Regions from separate parts of the Mus musculus genome. Here region 1 is linked to region 2. Evidence: chromatin loops called from intact Hi-C (ENCODE). Cell type or tissue: heart. All regions are shown on one strand.

What was found. A loop is a pair of places that touch in the nucleus more often than their neighbours do. Peaks named below come from ENCODE experiments on the same cell type or tissue, not always from the same donor. Only the 100,000 strongest peaks of a DNase experiment are listed, where the experiment ranks them.
Region 1: it touches region 2 in a loop (2.3-fold over the local background); 4 of 42 quality-filtered maps call a loop at or near these places.

What each region holds. Positions count from the first base shown.
Region 1 is chr1:157,010,172-157,018,171 of GRCm38, reverse strand. No RefSeq gene overlaps it. Among named protein-coding and RNA genes, the nearest start is that of Gm39685, 24 kb to the right of the region's middle. In heart, no CTCF peak of the experiment used is centred here; DNase peaks (open chromatin) are centred at 391, 1,351 and 3,191; H3K27ac peaks cover 1,961 bases.
Region 2 is chr1:157,059,631-157,067,630 of GRCm38, reverse strand. Gm30568 (a long non-coding RNA gene) reads left to right here. Exons shown (of 3, transcript XR_373631.2): 2 at 2,044-2,149; 3 at 7,465-8,000. Among named protein-coding and RNA genes, the nearest start is that of Gm30568, 18 kb to the left of the region's middle. In heart, a CTCF peak has its summit at 3,597; a DNase peak (open chromatin) is centred at 5,050; H3K27ac peaks cover 942 bases.

The DNA.
Region 1 (8,000 bases), 49 kb after region 2:
AAAAACAAAGAAGGAAATGGGAGCATAAAAGGGATGTGTATTAAGTTAATTATTTTCAAAAACAAGCATTTCAACTCAATCAGCAATATTTAGATGGTCAATATCAGAGCTATAACATGCTTTCTATTGTTCCGGTGGTACTTGTATGGCTAATTGACCCCGGCAGTTACTTTCACACAGACTAATTGATCTGATCATCCCGGCAGCTAAAGCATCTTGACTGGTGGATTTGGGGGTGAAAACTGAGCAGGAGTCCCTGGCTCCCCCTCCTCACTCCTTTGGAAGCAGCGACTGATTTGGAGGCCACATGTTCTGTTTCTCCTTTAGTTCTTTATAGAAGCCTGTGCTGCCCAGGTGTTACCCTTGATGGTATGGGAAAGGCTCTCTAATTCTGGGGTAAGGCCCAGGAAACTCGTTTGCCTACAGCCACAAGCCACAGATGTGGTTCTGCTTTCTTCCGCCTCAGCACTTCGTTTGTTTCTCGGTTGATTCAGGAACCATCAGGCAAAGAGGAATCTGTTTCTGGACCTCTTAACCTCACTATGAGGCAAGGGAGGTGTGGCTCAGAACTCAACCTTCCAAGGACTTTACTGAAATGATTCTGCGGATTAGTGGGAAAGCCGTCAATCTCTACCCCGGACGCATTCATATTAAAAGTGTTAATGTCCCACTCTGTGGCAATGTCATGTGTCAATAAAGCTCCAGTTTGGGGTGGCCCAGCTCCAAAAGTACTTTCTAAGGGGGAAACAAAACTCCTGGCTTTTCTTCAGAGTCCTCCACCATACACACCAGCAGCCCTGCTCCGGGCTGGGTGGGGGGCCTTTGATCTAGACGGGGGGTCCTCTTCCAGGCCCTTTTGAGTTTCATAACTGAACATTACACCTCCCACACGCTCACCTGGGTTTCAAAGCAAACACTTCTGTCTGCAAACATCTAATCTGAGAGTTCAGACCCTTACCAGAGGGGGAGAAACCCCTATGAACTGTTTTTTCTTTCTGCATCTCTGAAAAGTCCAGTTGAGACTATCTTCATCAGGGAGGACACAATATTTGCTGTAGGAATGTTTATGGGAGTTACTGAGATAAAAGAGACAAGTGAATGTTCCTGATACATATGTTTGAAACCGTCATTGAGGACACTCTCTAATCATCTTCTAGAACCTTCTGTCTGATGGCCTCCACGAGAGGGACTGGAAAGTTTCATCTCCTGTGGGGAAGTGACTTCCTCCTTCCTGTAGGATGAGCGAATTCAACTTTTCTTTGTCTTGGCTGTCAAGCCTGATCCGTCAAGCCTAATTACCTCTGTCTCAGCCAGACTCCCACTGCTGCGATCAAACGTCATGACCCAGGCAACTTGTGGAAGGAAGGGTTTGTTTCCTCTTACACTTCTGCATCACAGCCCAGCATGAAAGGAAGTCAGGCTAGGAACCACGCAGGAACTTGGAGGCAGGAATTGAAGCAGAAGCCGTAGAAGATCACCCCCTGCCTGGGAGTGACACCAACTGCTGTGGACTGAGCCCTCCAGCATCAATCTCCGATCAGTAAAAATGCTCACAGGCTTATGCACAGATCAATCTAGCGGGCATTTTTCTCCATTGGGATTCCCTCTTCCCAAATGTCTAGTTTGTATCAATTTAACAAAACAGCTAACCAGGTCATATACTAATTTTTATTGGTTTAGATTTTTCTCTTTCCTGTTCTTCTTCCTTCCCCTTTTATTGATTTTTGACATGCGCATGTCCTTCTAAGATGAGTTTGAAAGCCTTGTGAAGTGATTCTATAGTCCCTTGAGGTCAGAGAGGGGACTACAGGAAGAAAGAGGGATGCTCCTCGGGAGGATAACAGAATTTCTGTCTCTTGACTGAGGTAGTGGTGACCTGGATGGGAGTATTTGTAGCAGTTCACTGAAGTGACAGGTTAAGATGTTGCATTTTACTGTAGATAATGAAACCGCCTTAACTTTGATTTATTCGTCTAACATGAAGTTGCTATACTCTACCAGGCATCTTGCATGGCTCTGGGTAGAAGAACATACACACACTCATGTGAGTTGTTCACCTACCTACCCCAGGAGCAAAAAGGGCCTGAAATCATGGCATATCTGTTCCTCAAGCCACTGCTTAGCAGGGAGCCCGCTCTTCTCAAAGGAAAAAGCAGCTTTTCCATTTCAAAGTTGGCATTGTGTAGGTTCCTGAAAGTCTGATCCTACAATAGATCAAAAAAAGACGTGGATAATTCCCTGTCATTGTAGAGCTTTGAGGCGGGGGTGGGGGGTGGGGGTGGGGGGTGGGGGTGGGGGTGGTGTGTGTGTGTGTGTGTGTGTGTGTGTGTGTGTTTGTGTGTGATTACAAGCCAGTAAGGATGTCCTGTGAAGTGTCTGGCTTGGGGTGGGGATATGTAGTCTAGGCAAGAAGTCCAGGACAGCTTATATGGGAATAGCATTGCAGCTAAGTGGTGAAAAGAAACCATATTCATAAGTGTGAGAGGAGTGGATCCCAATGACAGGGACAGCCAGAGTGACTTCCCAAAGTCCTGTGGACCATGGGAGATCAGGAAGGGGGCTGCTGCGGCATGAAGAGGCAGGGCAGAGGCTTGCCGAGGTATCGAGTACACAACTCACTTCTGAAGGGTTAGCTAGAAACCGTAAGACGTGACTCTGAATAACGCTAAGGATACTACAGTACCTTTTGCTCCTTAACAATTTTAGGATTGCAGGAGACCTGGGAGATAAGACAGGCCTTTAGCATCCGTCCTGCAGTGAAAGGAATAAACAAGGCCCAGAGACCCAGGGAGTTCAGGCACAGCTGTGTTAGAACTCAATTTGGTTTCAGTTCAAGTTAAACCGGCGTTTGCAGATCATCACACGTGTCGGGTTCTACTGTCTCCCTGTCGCTCCAGAGCCATTTAGGCATTGCAAGACTCAAAACCCACAACAACCAGACTGGTGAGACTTGTGGCTGGACGCAAGAGTTCTGGGAATAGCTGGGGAGCAGGAGTTCAAGGCTAGACACAGCTACACAGGAAGTTCAAAGCCCATGTGCTCTGAGACCTTGTTCAAAACAACAAAAACAAAGCAAAACAATCAGTGTTGAAGCCAGTTCTTGACACAGAGATATAGAAATGGGAGGATGCACGCGAACGCTGTGGAGACGGGAGGATTCAAGAGAACCAGAGTGCTGTGTCTGTCTGTGCTAAAAGGGGATGCTAACAATACCAGGAAGCCCAGAGTCCTCTTTGAAATCCAAGAAAAGCAAGACTTGGATGGAAGCTCTGTCAGGAAACAGCCCCCCACCTGACCCCCACCTCAAGCCATGCCAGTATCCACATGACTCTTCCTAGGTGTGGTCTGCCCCGTCCAGATGCACTGCTCATTACACAAGTGGGAATACAGACGAGTTACCTAGCCTTCATTCCTGCATCCTGTTAGATCAGTGGTTCTCAACCTGTGGACCGAAGACCCCTCCGAGTTCAAATGACCCTTTCACAGGGGTGGCCTAAAACCATTGGAAAACACAGATATTTACATTATAATTCATAACGGTAGTAAATAATAGTTATGAAGTAGAAACGAAAATAGTTTTATGGTTTGGGGGAGGGGGTCACCACACCATGAAGAACTGTATTAAAGGGTCACAGTGTTAGGAAGTTTGAGAACCACTCCATCAGAGGATCTGCTGACCTGCAAAACCAAAGTTCTTATTCCCCCTGTCCAGTTAAAGAATCTAGAAGCATACAACTGAGCAGCCTTCCGCAGAAACACACAGCTAACCCGCTGCGTCCTGCTGTGTATCAGATTCCAAGAGAAGCAGGACATAAGCCTGCCACCTTCTACACTAACCCAGGCGCCGTTCTCAAGCAGATAATGAGGGAATACTGAGAGTATGGCTACCGTTCCAGGAGACGTTGTTCCTTGAATGGGAGGGTTCTTGGTTTTAGTTTTCATTTCCTTTTTTAAAACGTGATCTTTTTCTTTCTTCACCAAGCTAGCAGAAATTTCCTTAGCAGACTTCTGAATTTGTATTTGTGCCCTGAGCAATGGCGTTCATTAAATCGGCTGCACCAATGACCTCGGTGAGGAATCTGGGTGGTACAACTTTAAGCTGTTGCCAATCTTTCTCTTGTAAGGGAATGGATCAACTTGTACCCAGAGGTCAGCGAACTCTTTGTAGCTTGTGGCCTCACACTTCTGCTCAGCCTCTCCTCACATGGAATCTCTCTGCCGCTCAGTGTGAAGAAGATGACAGTGTAGAAATTATCCTCTTCAAAGTTAGGGCTCCTTTTTTGGGGAGCAACAGGGTGTCCCAGAAAACAGCCGCAGCATGTAGCTGGCCTCGGGCCCAGGAGGGTCAGCATCCTGACAGAGTAACGGCAGAAGTCTTGCTCAGTTGCTAGTCCCTGTTTCTTTCTACTCAGTTACAGCAGTTTCCCTCTACAGATGAGCTCTCTCTAGTCTCTAAACCCAGCAACAGCCATAGCCCGTATCTCCCATCCTTTCACGTCTTCACTTCAGGGGAGGATATTCTGAGAATCAGGCCAGTCCTAAACCTTCAGCAAGGCCTTCTGATTCTCCACTGGGTTATCAGTGTCTTTCTGGACAGGGCAGAGCCTGCTATGTGGATTGACCCATGCATGGCAAGACACTGAACACATTGACCATGCTGTCAGTTTGCACTCTATCCTGCTCATGTGACAGCTATGAAAACATCTTCAGCCTTTGCCAAATGGTCCATCTCAGCTTGCTTCATTTGCCGTCTGACTCCCAGCAAAGTCTAACACTGGACTTAGATCCCTAAACCCAGACAGGGGCTTCTCTCCAGATGAATCCTAAAGGGTAGGGGTATATGAAACCTTAGATAGTGTTTTTATTTCTTTGATTCAGAGTTACCTATGTTTGCTTCCTAAAAACTGGACTGTGTTTAGAGCCTGAGCCGTGCCTTCCTTTTGTCTCCCAGCTGCCTTGTAAGCACACGATGACATCGTGATGCAATCGAGGATGTGGGAAATGTTTACTTCTTTTTAATCAGATAGCAGAATTAGTAGTCAACAGGACAAATATTTACTTCTGAGCTGGCGTTCTCCTTTGGACTCAAACATACAAACACCCATACTCCTCAAATGTCCCTCTGTCAGGCACCCCCAAAACAGTGCAGTGTGGTGGGCCGAGCAGAGAAGGATCCTGCCAACTGACTAAGGCATATTTTTCTTTCATCAAAATCTGCTTTGTCTCTGTCACACTCTGCCCACTCCTTTTCTTCCCATGGGCTTGAGATGGGGTTCTCCCTTACCTCAAGGCTGGTTGCATAAATAAGGTTATGTTTCTCACACAAGCACACTGAAAAGCACTTAGAGCAGGCAGAACGGGCAAACATTGATTTTAGTGCAAAACAAAACAAACAAAAAAAATGAAAACAAAAAAACGAACAAAAAAATTGTTGATTTTTAGATAGTCTTCCACTCTAGTAAAGAACAGCTTCAAACTCATGGAAATCTTCCTGTCTCAGTCTCCTGGTGCTGGGATTATAGATGTGAGCCACCATATCCTACTCAAGAAAACTTTTAAAATTGCTATTGTGACTCAGAAAGTACCCAGCACCATAGCCCCAGCTCCACTGAGACTGCTGTGTACTTTGCTCTAGCTTGGACCCCGCACTGGTTAAGAAAGAGGATGGCCATTAAGTTTATGGGTCCATGTTTATAAATATTCCAATTTGGTTTGGTAGTGTTTACTCTTTCTTTTTTAAGTATTATTATCTAAAAAATGCAAACTCCACGTGTGGCTTTCACTTACCCTGTACATGCTATTTCTGTTATGTAGACTGGGCTACAGTATTTTAATCTTCATAAAGTTAATTTTTAGCTGAAAAATTAAAACACACACTTTTCCTATTCAGTGTATTGTTTTGAAGCATAGCATAACAATGTTCTGACCAATCATGGCATAGGATGTTGACCTTGTAAGGTTATAATGACCTTGTAAGGTCTAATATCTAGTAGCATTGTAGCCATGCTCAGGTGACAGAAGAACACATTGTTCACATGGTTTATGATGACGTTGGTATAAACAAACCTACTTTGTTGCCCGTCAGTCATATAAAAGCATAGTATATGCAATTATGTATGATGCAGAATACATGATGATGATAGTAAGCGATCATTTACTGGTTTGTGTAGTGACTACACTATACTTTAAAAAATATTTATTTTTATCATTTTTAAATTATGTGTATGTGAGGGGGTGGGTACATCCACACCAGGGCGGATGCTTATGGAATCCAGAAGAAGGTGTTGAGTCCCCTGGATCTGGAGTTGTGGGAGGTTGTGAATCTCCCAACATGGATGCTTGGAACTCCATCTCCATTTGGATCATCTACAAGGGCAGAGCATCAAGTGCTCTTCACTGCTTAGCCATCTCTCAATCCCCTGTTTATTTACATGAGTCTGCATAGGTATGTATACACACATACACATATATACACATACACACACATATACACATACACACACACACATATACCATGTGTGGGTGGGTGTGCATACCTCTCTGTACATGTGTAGCCCAGAAGAGGGTATCAGATCTCTCAAAGTTGGAATGTTCAGAATGCCAGATTTCTTATGTGGCTGCTGGGATCTGAACCCCGACCCTCCTGGTTACTCAGCAAGTATGCATAGCAACTGAGTCATCTCTCCAGCCTGTGTGCTTTTAATCATTGTTTTGGAATGTACTGTTTATTGTGGGAAAAAATAATTAAGGTGAAGCACAATACTGTACCAACAGTAGCCAAACACATCTCTGATTACAGCATCTCGTGATTGCATCGAGGGGTAATAGTGGGTGAGTGACCTCTACTTTCAAGGTTTGTGTAAGCTGTGCTCTGTGATGTTCAGATACAATTGTGAAACTGTCTAATAGCGCGTTCCTCAGAGTATGTCTCTGCGGTTAAGCTGCATATGACTGTATGTCAGTCTTACCTCTGAATGAACGTGATAAGGTAATAACCATTCTGAATTAATAGTTTTGTAAATGGCAGTACAATGTGGTAGAAAGAGATTTAACTTGGAAACCAAGAGACATGAATTCTAGAGTTAAGGAATCTATGAGTTTTCACTGATATGAATCAATGAAGAAGACAACTTTTATGTAAAAACTTAATATAAAATTCCAGTGAACAAATGTGCAAAAAAGGATATCATTAAATTCACCTCCTGGTAACAACCTAATTCAGACAAAGCACCAGGGGTTAATGAAATTGGAGCGAGAAATGTGTGGGAGAATAGACCTGTATAACATCAAGCTCTCTTCACATGCATTAAGTGATTGCAAAAAGTGATAACCTTATTTTGGAAAAACCCAGCAGATACCATCTTCACCATAAGATCAACATTGCCATTGCTGGACATTGTTGACCTCAGGTGCCGCTGCTGTGATATTTGTGTGTGCCCCAAATTCAGAACTTGAGTTTTATCGCAAGGAAGCGATAAAATAAACCTACATTTCAGGCTATTCTTAGGGTAACTGACCTGTACCCCTTAAACACATCAAGGTCCTGAAAGACAGCGAACAGAGCCAGAGCTGTTTCAGATGAAAGGAAACAATAAGGTCCAACTCAGCCTGTCCGAATCAGGACCCCATGAAGGGAGAGTTGATTAAAGTTCACACTGTTTTAATGTTCATTTCTTCATATTGTAATTTTACTGTGACTATGACAGAGGATATTCTTGCTTTTTTAGAACACTTGGTAAAGTATTAAGTGCAGAGGAGAGAATGAGACTCTTGGCAAGCTCTGATAACCAAAAAACCTAGGACAAGATGCTCGTCTAAGCAGTGGGCATGCTGCTTCTTCTGTAAGATGGGAGCTTGCGCTACTTTAGTCCTCTTCAGATTATTATCCTCCTGAAACAGCTGGGCCATAGTAAGGAATGTAAATTCTTGGGCTCTATCCCAGATGAGAACCAGAAACTCTGAGAATATTCTGATGAACTTGAGACATGTTCAGGTTTGAA
Region 2 (8,000 bases):
TGTACTCTGCCTTTCCCGTGAACGTCAGCTCGGCCATGGGCTGCAGCCAATCAGGGAGTGATGCGTCCTAGGCGAAATATAACTCTCCTAAATAGGAAAGGGGTTTCGGTTTCAATATTGGGGTGGCTTTCGCTTTTGGGGCTGGGAGTTTGCGCTCCTAGCTCCTGAAGATGTAAGCAATAAAGTTTTGCCGCAGAAGATTCTGGTCTGTTGTGTTCTTCCTGGCCGGGCGTGAGAACGCTATTAAGAGAGGAGGTGTCTGAGCAGTTGATGTGTTCAAGCTTGGGGTGGTCATGGGACAGTGCAAGGGAGAGAAGGATGGGAGAAGGGAAGGGTAGCCAGCCATCACTGCCATAGAGCTCCACACACAGGATACCTTCTGGATGTCCAGGCAGAGCCACCGTACCTCAGAGTAAGGGAAAAAGGCAAAGGACCTGCTGGCCCTCCCTAGCCTTGGTTCTCACTGTAGGGCATTAGTTCCCACACGGCTCTCTGCCTGTTATGGCCTGGCCTCTCAAGGAGTTGATAGTAAAGTGAGATCCGAGCTCACGTTTCACCCACTCAGGTCTCCTCTGTGGGGCGCATGAAACAGGCAGGCCCCAGCGGGCTTGCTTTGTTTTCTGCTGTTGGATTGCCTGGGAGTGGGTAATTAATTACTTCTGGGCACTGAGAGGTCCAAGAGCATGGAGCTGGCCACTGGTGAGGGCCCTTATGTTCATCATTTCATGATGGAGGGCAGGGGGAACAAGAGAGGGCAAGACAGAGAGAAGAGGGAGCTGCACTGTATGCCATTCATTCATTCACTCATTCATTCATTCAGGAAGACAGAGCCCTTGCAACTTAATAACCTTTTGCTAGGCACCTCTCAGCTCCATTGCACTGGTGACAGAACGACCAATACGGGAACTGTGGGGGACACGCTCTAGCCACAGGAACAGTGCTCACCCAGAAGTGATGGTATCAGTCGCTGTACTGGAGACATATAAAGTGGACTTGGTTCCATGATGAGCTAGGTGTTGGGAGTGAAAGGCACAATTGCTTCCTTGCTGGTCTGTCCCAGCCCGGACCCCACTGCCATTTACAAAACACATGTGTGTTTCTCTAGATTGACATTACTCTGGCAGCATGAACCGATAGAGAGATTAGAGGGGTTTAAGTGTTCTCACTTTGCAAACTACCCCATGTTTCTACAAAGCTTAATGAAGTGTTATGTGACCCCATGGAAGCCACTTACCCCCTCTGAGCAATGGAAGCAGTTTCGTGAGACCCTGGGTCTTGTTATTATGTATAACACCAGATTCAGTGAAATCACCATAGCAACAGCACTTTTGCTCTCTAATGTACTGAACAAGGCAGGGGCTGTTCACCGTGCTCCCCATGCCTTCTGCATCCCTAGTCACTGGGCCTCTCCAAATGGCTCTGCCTCCTTTCTTTGACCCTATTAAGCTTGGTTCCAGTTGTGTTTCCAGTAGCCCTCCCTCCCTCCCGTTCCAGCCCCTAAATGCAAGTTCAGTGCTGCCCTCTACACCTTGAATCATTTAGCACCTGAGCAGCCTGCTCTTGGCGCTGTATTAGAGGGAGTAATCTTAACTACAACCTCTTGCCAGGATAGTAATTCCACAATAGGATCTTTCCCTTGCTGTGCTGAGCGAAGTCTCCGCAAGTGCCAACATGCCTGGAAGGAGAAGGCTTGCCTGGGAAGAGCTGATCCAACTGTCTCTTAGATTCGGCTTCATTTGTCTGAAAAGACAGGTGGGCTTGTCTGTGACTCCTCTCTCCAGCCCCCAGGATCCAGCAGGCTCTGGATCTCTCACACAGGTTCCCTCTCACCTCACGGTGACCTCTGTGTGGTAGGAAGGGCATCTCCATTTTTACAGTATAAGAGGTTTGAAGAGCCCAGCAAGTGGCTGTAGGCTAATTTTATGGCCAATGTGAAGCCAGCCAAAACTATTAACTGTGCCTTCTTGTTCCAAGTTAGTTTCTGTCCCTCTTCTTCCCTTTGTTTTGACCTGTTCTGATTCTCTTTGTTCTTGCCTTTCACAGAAGTGTGCATGCCTGTGTGCTAAGCAATGCTGTTTATTTAACTCGTCATATAATGCTGAAGCCTTGAGAGACTCATGAAGTCCACACGGCCACATTCTATCTTGAGGTAAGTTGAGGCCAAATGGATCTTTCTCACAGGCCAGAGGGCTTCTTGGAGCCATCACCTGCTTCCAGGTAAGGACGATCCAGATTCCCTTCAACTGACCTCATGTCGTGGGCTCTCTTTGTGGTGTGGATACCTCCATTCCCTGAGGTGCAGTGGCCTTTGTCTCTATTGGTGGCTCCCTTGAGGACTGTATGAGTTCCATTTCTAACTGTGAGTGCAATAGGCAGCGTCCAGAGCAGCAATAGGGTGGCTGCGATGTGGGATTCTAGAGGAGAATCAGAGATAAATCGAGGCAGAACATGGCTGTGTGACATGAATCCACCCCTCTTGCTCCTGTCCCTGATGGAAGCTCAGTCCAGTATGTGCTATGTGCTGGTGGAATTGGAGTTAATGGAAAGGGATGGGTCATGTGTGACTGAATAACTAAGATGTGGCAGGGGCCACCCAGAGCTCAATGTCATAAATGTTACACCATGAAGGTCTCACTAGACAAGAGGCTAATGGGGGCCTATGTCAGCAAGACATGACTCGCTTGAGCTACAGAGACAAGTCTTTCAAGAAGCCCTGTGCTTAGTTAGGTTTATATTAGCGTGATAAAACACCATGATCAAAGCAACTTGGGAAGGAAAGGGTTTATTTGACTTACACTTCCACATTGCTGTTCATCCATTGAAGGAAGTCAGCATAGGAACTCAAACTGGGTAGGAACCTGGAAGCAGGAGCTGGTGCAGAGGCCATGGAGGAGTGTTGCTTACTGGCTTGCTCAGCCTGCTTTCTGAACCCACAACCACCAGCACAGGCATGGCACTACCCAAGATGGGCTGGGCCCTCCCCCACCAATCCATCACTAAGGAAATGACTTAAAGGTTTGCCTACAGCCCAGTTGTATAGAGGCATTTTCTTAATGGAAGTCCCCTCCTTTCCGATGGCTTTAGCTTATATCAGGTTGACATGAGACTAGCCAGCACAGTCTGCTCGGTGTTCATTCCAAACCATTCTTCTTCTCATTCAAAATCAAGTCTGGGGCTGGTGAGATGGCTCAGTGGGTAAGAGCACCCGACTGCTCTTCCGAAGGTCCAGAGTTCAAATCCCAGCAACCACATGGTGGCTCACAACCATCCATAATGAGATCTGACTCCTTCTTCTGGAGTGTCTGAAGACAGCTACCTTCTTCTGGAGTGTCTGAAGACAGCTACAGTATACTTACATATAATAAAAAAAATAAATAAATCTTTAAAAAAAATCAAGTCTGTTTCTTCCATTATTACAGTGAGCGCATGTGTCAATGTCAGATATTCTAACTCATAAAACCAAAAACAATAGAAAAAGGAGCTTTGGGGGAGTCACGGGTGGCAGAGTATATGAACGGAGTCCACGGAGACTGTGGACAAAGCAGTCTGGGGAAATAAATTACCTGGTTGCAGATACTGGGACTGCGGCCAGAGGAAGGAGCTATTGCCCTGCAGAAACGGAGAAGAACAATTCCCCTGAGGCAAAACAGAGGATCACGTCAGCAAAGTCAAAATCACCCAGCCTCTTCAGGGATGTGACGTGTCTTTTGATTCTACTCACCCCCCCCCCCCCAAGCCACCTACTGAAGCCACCAACCCTGACCATACAGCAGTGGTGGCTTTCATCTTCAAGTGGTACAAAGCTGTCAGCACAGTTTACTACCCTCAGCCCCTCCTCCTCACATGAAAACCCATCTCCTGTCTGTGCCAAGGACACTCCTGCCTTTGACAGAGACCCAGCCCAGGCCTATCTTCTCAGGGAAGATCTTTCTGTCTATGCTACTCGAGCCATGTAGCTGAGCTAGAAACACATCCAGCCTTACCCATAAGCATCAACAAATTTTCCTTTTTATCAGCTGCCATGTAGATTTCAGAAAGCATTTTGCGTCTCATTTCACCCGACATCTGAGAAAATTGTTGCACGCCAGCTGAGCTGTAAGATGAACCTGCCTGTGATAAAGGGAGCTGGCTTAGCAAAGGCAGCAAGGCCAGCTGACTGGAGTTCTGTGTGCTGCAAGCTATTTCCACCGGGCTGGTTCAAGATCAACTCTTTGTTTTTGCAAGGACTATCGGATTGTCACCAAGAATCAAGCCCATGGTTCGTGACAGTTAATCAGCAGAGAAACCTATGATACATATGGAATGAATGAAACCAGAGATACATATGGAATGAATGGATTCAAACAGACGAGTCGGTATTTGTAATGCATTCAGGACAGACAACTTTGCATTGAACCATTAGCCTAAATTCAGTATTCCTAGCTCTTCCCAGATGGGCCTAGAATTCTCTTCCTGTATAGTGGGGAATGCTTTGCATAGAGAATGTTTAAGATCTCCAGCCTTGTGCCAATTAGAATGAGTTAGATACGCTACAGCATCAAACATTCCCAAATCCTAGAATGGATATAACACAAGTTTAATTTATTTTAGTTCACATGAGATCTTCTGTGGGTTCAGATGGGCAGACTTTAGGGCAACTTTCCTCGTGTATTGATTCTGTATGATGATCATTCATAGCTCTCTATAAGCACATACCTCTGTGAATGCCACAGCGGAAGAAGAACAATTAAGTGTGCCCCCCCCCCAGAAGTCACATGTGCCATATTTAAGTTGCAAAAGTAAGTCTCCTGACCACACTGAACTCCAAGTCAGCGTGTCAGTTATCAACTCCTATAAAATAAAAAACAAATGACCAACCAAGTTACAGTTTTGACAACACAGTTTCTAATTTTGTATGACTTGTGAGTCAGAAGAGAGCTCTTTCGCAGGATTCCCCCCCCCCCCCACACACACACACACAGACAATGGTATCTGGCTGGGGGATTAGTGGTTTGGTTGGCTCAGAAAGGCCACAATGTCCTTGTATGCCTGTGTAGCCCTGGCTGTTGACTGTTGACTGTTGCCTGGGTACCTTGATGACTTCTTATCCTGCAGCAGGCTCAGTTCACCTCCTTACACAAAGGTCCCAGGACAGTGTTTCACGAGGACAAAGCCAAAGAGCTGTCGAATCTCTCGAGCCTAGGCTCCAGAATTTGTACAATGCTGTCATGTTTTATTGGCCAATACTGGTAGCAAATCCAGCCCAGGTTCAAGGTTTATGGAGATGATTTCCGGGCGTAGTTACCCATACTACAGCCAGGCTTTGGCCTATTAAATCAGGCATGCACACAACCCATTCCTGTCACTCACAATCCACTGTGGACTCTGAATTAAATAATACTGAGTCATGGCTGCTGAGGAAATAGAGTGTGTTCCTACAAGCCTCTGGCACATAAACTAATCAACTCTCTAACCTTGTTTTCCATCTACTTAAGGCTATCTTATCTAATACATACCACGGATTTGTAAATATTGAACTCAGAGCCCACTGTGTGTTCAGCCCACTGAAGTCTCACCCCATCAGAGCGTACCGACATGCACTTCCTTAAAAGGCACACCATAGCATTTATGAGCCAAGGAGCGTCAACAACGAGCGCCATGTCACCCACTGTACTCCATGGACACTTGTTAACAAAGTAAGAGCTGGGTCAAGATGGCGAAATATCTCAAATTGTTTCCCACTCTACAGTGCCCCCAAAGACCACAGAAGCAGCGTGAGTCATGAGGACTGATTCTGAGATGACACATTCATTTTTGCAAGGAGATAAGCCCACAAATATGGAACCCACAAATAATAAGAATCAGGTGTACAGGGGGAAAAGATAATGGTGGGAAATACACTGTATTTTCTTTATTTGCTTGCCTTTGGTTGAAGGTTGGCACTTTATTTAATGTGACAGTTCGAAAAGTCCTGTAATCAGATTCTCCACCCACTTTGGGTTTGCACTGATTGCTATTTAGTCACTGTTCTGAGCCGGGATATATTCTCTCTTTCCCTCCCTCTCTCTCGCTGTCTCTGTCTGTCTGTCTGTCTGTCTGTCTCTCTGTCTGTCTGTCTCTCTGTCTCTTTCTCTCTCTCTGAGACCCCACAGAATTGAACCTAGAACCTCAAACATGCCAGACAAATGCTCTATGTCCCCAGCCCCTGAACCTGAGTACCCACTGTTAAGTGTACCCACTGAGGGCTCTGCCCAGTTAGCCAGCCTGGTGGCATGCTGATGACTCAGCTTTCCTGCTCTTGCTTATTGGCTGTGTATGAGTGCTGCAGCACGCCATGGACAGAAGCCGACCCTGGCTGCTCTGTTTTAGTCTTGCTTCCTTCCATTTGGAAGTCTGTATAAAAATTTGACCTACTTTTAGGAAGCCCCGAGGCCAGCAGAAATAAACAAACAAACAAACAAACAAACAAACTTTCTTACATGTCACATCCATCTGAGATACATAAAAGTTTGATAACTGACCTGAGGATACCCCAGACAGCACACAGTGACCCTAGGATGCAAATGGTGATCTGCCCCCAAAGCCTGTCCAGTGGAACGCTTTGCCTTGTTGCTGAAGGAACAGGTTTAGAAAGCTTAAATGGCTGGAGGTCACACAGCTGGCCAGGGCCGATCTGCCTGGACCCCAAACTCATCCTGTTCTCCACTGTTTGCCCAAGCCACTGATGAGCTGTCAGGAGGGAGGACAAAGGGTGGGCTGCAAGGTTCCGGCTGGAGCCCTTCACTCACACACACACACACACACACACACACACACACGCGCACACACACACACACGCGCACACACACACACACACACGCACACATGCGCTCACTCGAGTGTGCTGCAACAATGGTTATCTGAAGGTCAGCAAATGATAGGGATTCAAAGCATAAGCTTCAGAAAGACAGACATGGGGCCTTGCCTGTGTTTGGAGCAGGATTAAGGATCCTGTTTGATACATGCTGTGCGCTGCTATTATAAACCTACTAAGAGTTGCATTCCTGCTGGGTGTGGGTGACTCATGCTTTTAGTTTTGGTTTACAGACAGAGTCTGTCTCTCTTTTTTTTTTTCTTTTTTCTTTTTTCTTTTTTCTTTTTTCTTTTTTCTTTGATTTTTTGCGACAGGGTTTCTCTGTATAGCCCTGGCTGTCCTGGAACTCACTTTGGAGACCAGGCTGGCCTCGAACTCAGAAATCCTCCTGCCTCTGCCTCCCAAGTGCTGGGATTAAATGCGTGTGCCACCACGCCCGGCGACATGTGCTTTTAATCCCATCACTCGGGAGGCAGAGGCAGGTGGATCTCTGTGAGTTGGAGGCCAGCCTGGCCTTCATAGTGAGTCCCAGGCCAGCCAGATTGGACAGTGAAAGCCTGTCTCAATAACGAGCAAACAAAAAATGTTGCATCCAGTGGAGCTGAGTTCTTTCTGTTCATTTTCTCGATTAGCTCCTGGACCTGAGGCCCCTCCAGCCGGTCAGCGGATTCTCAGACCCTCCCACGCATAGGAGGCTCAAGATGGATGGAGCGCCAGTGAAACTCAGGTCTAGAGTTCCATGAGCCCACCTACGCGCTTCACTCTTTTTCTCTGTCAGTTCTTTTCCTTCACCCTGGATAACCCTACAGCTGATATCACCGAGAACTCAGTGTGTAGGTGCGCACTGCGATTACAAATACCAGATGAGCTTCCGGTTCAGCTGGGGCTCCCTGTCACGGTGCTCAGAGGACACACTCCAGAGAGGGTGTCAATGAAACTGTAGTTCTGATCAAACAGAAGCCCAATTGAAGTCTGCTCGCTAATATAGAGCATTCACAGCCACCCAGAGAGAACCCACTGTTCTGTGTGCAGTTTGAGTTCATTACAAAAACACAGGACTCGATTCCAGCAGCTGGAGTAATTTTAGCTCTATCTAATGGTGGATGTTTGAGGCACTAAACTCATGGTTGGACCTCAGGGTTCTCAAAGGGAGAGGCCATCTGCTCCT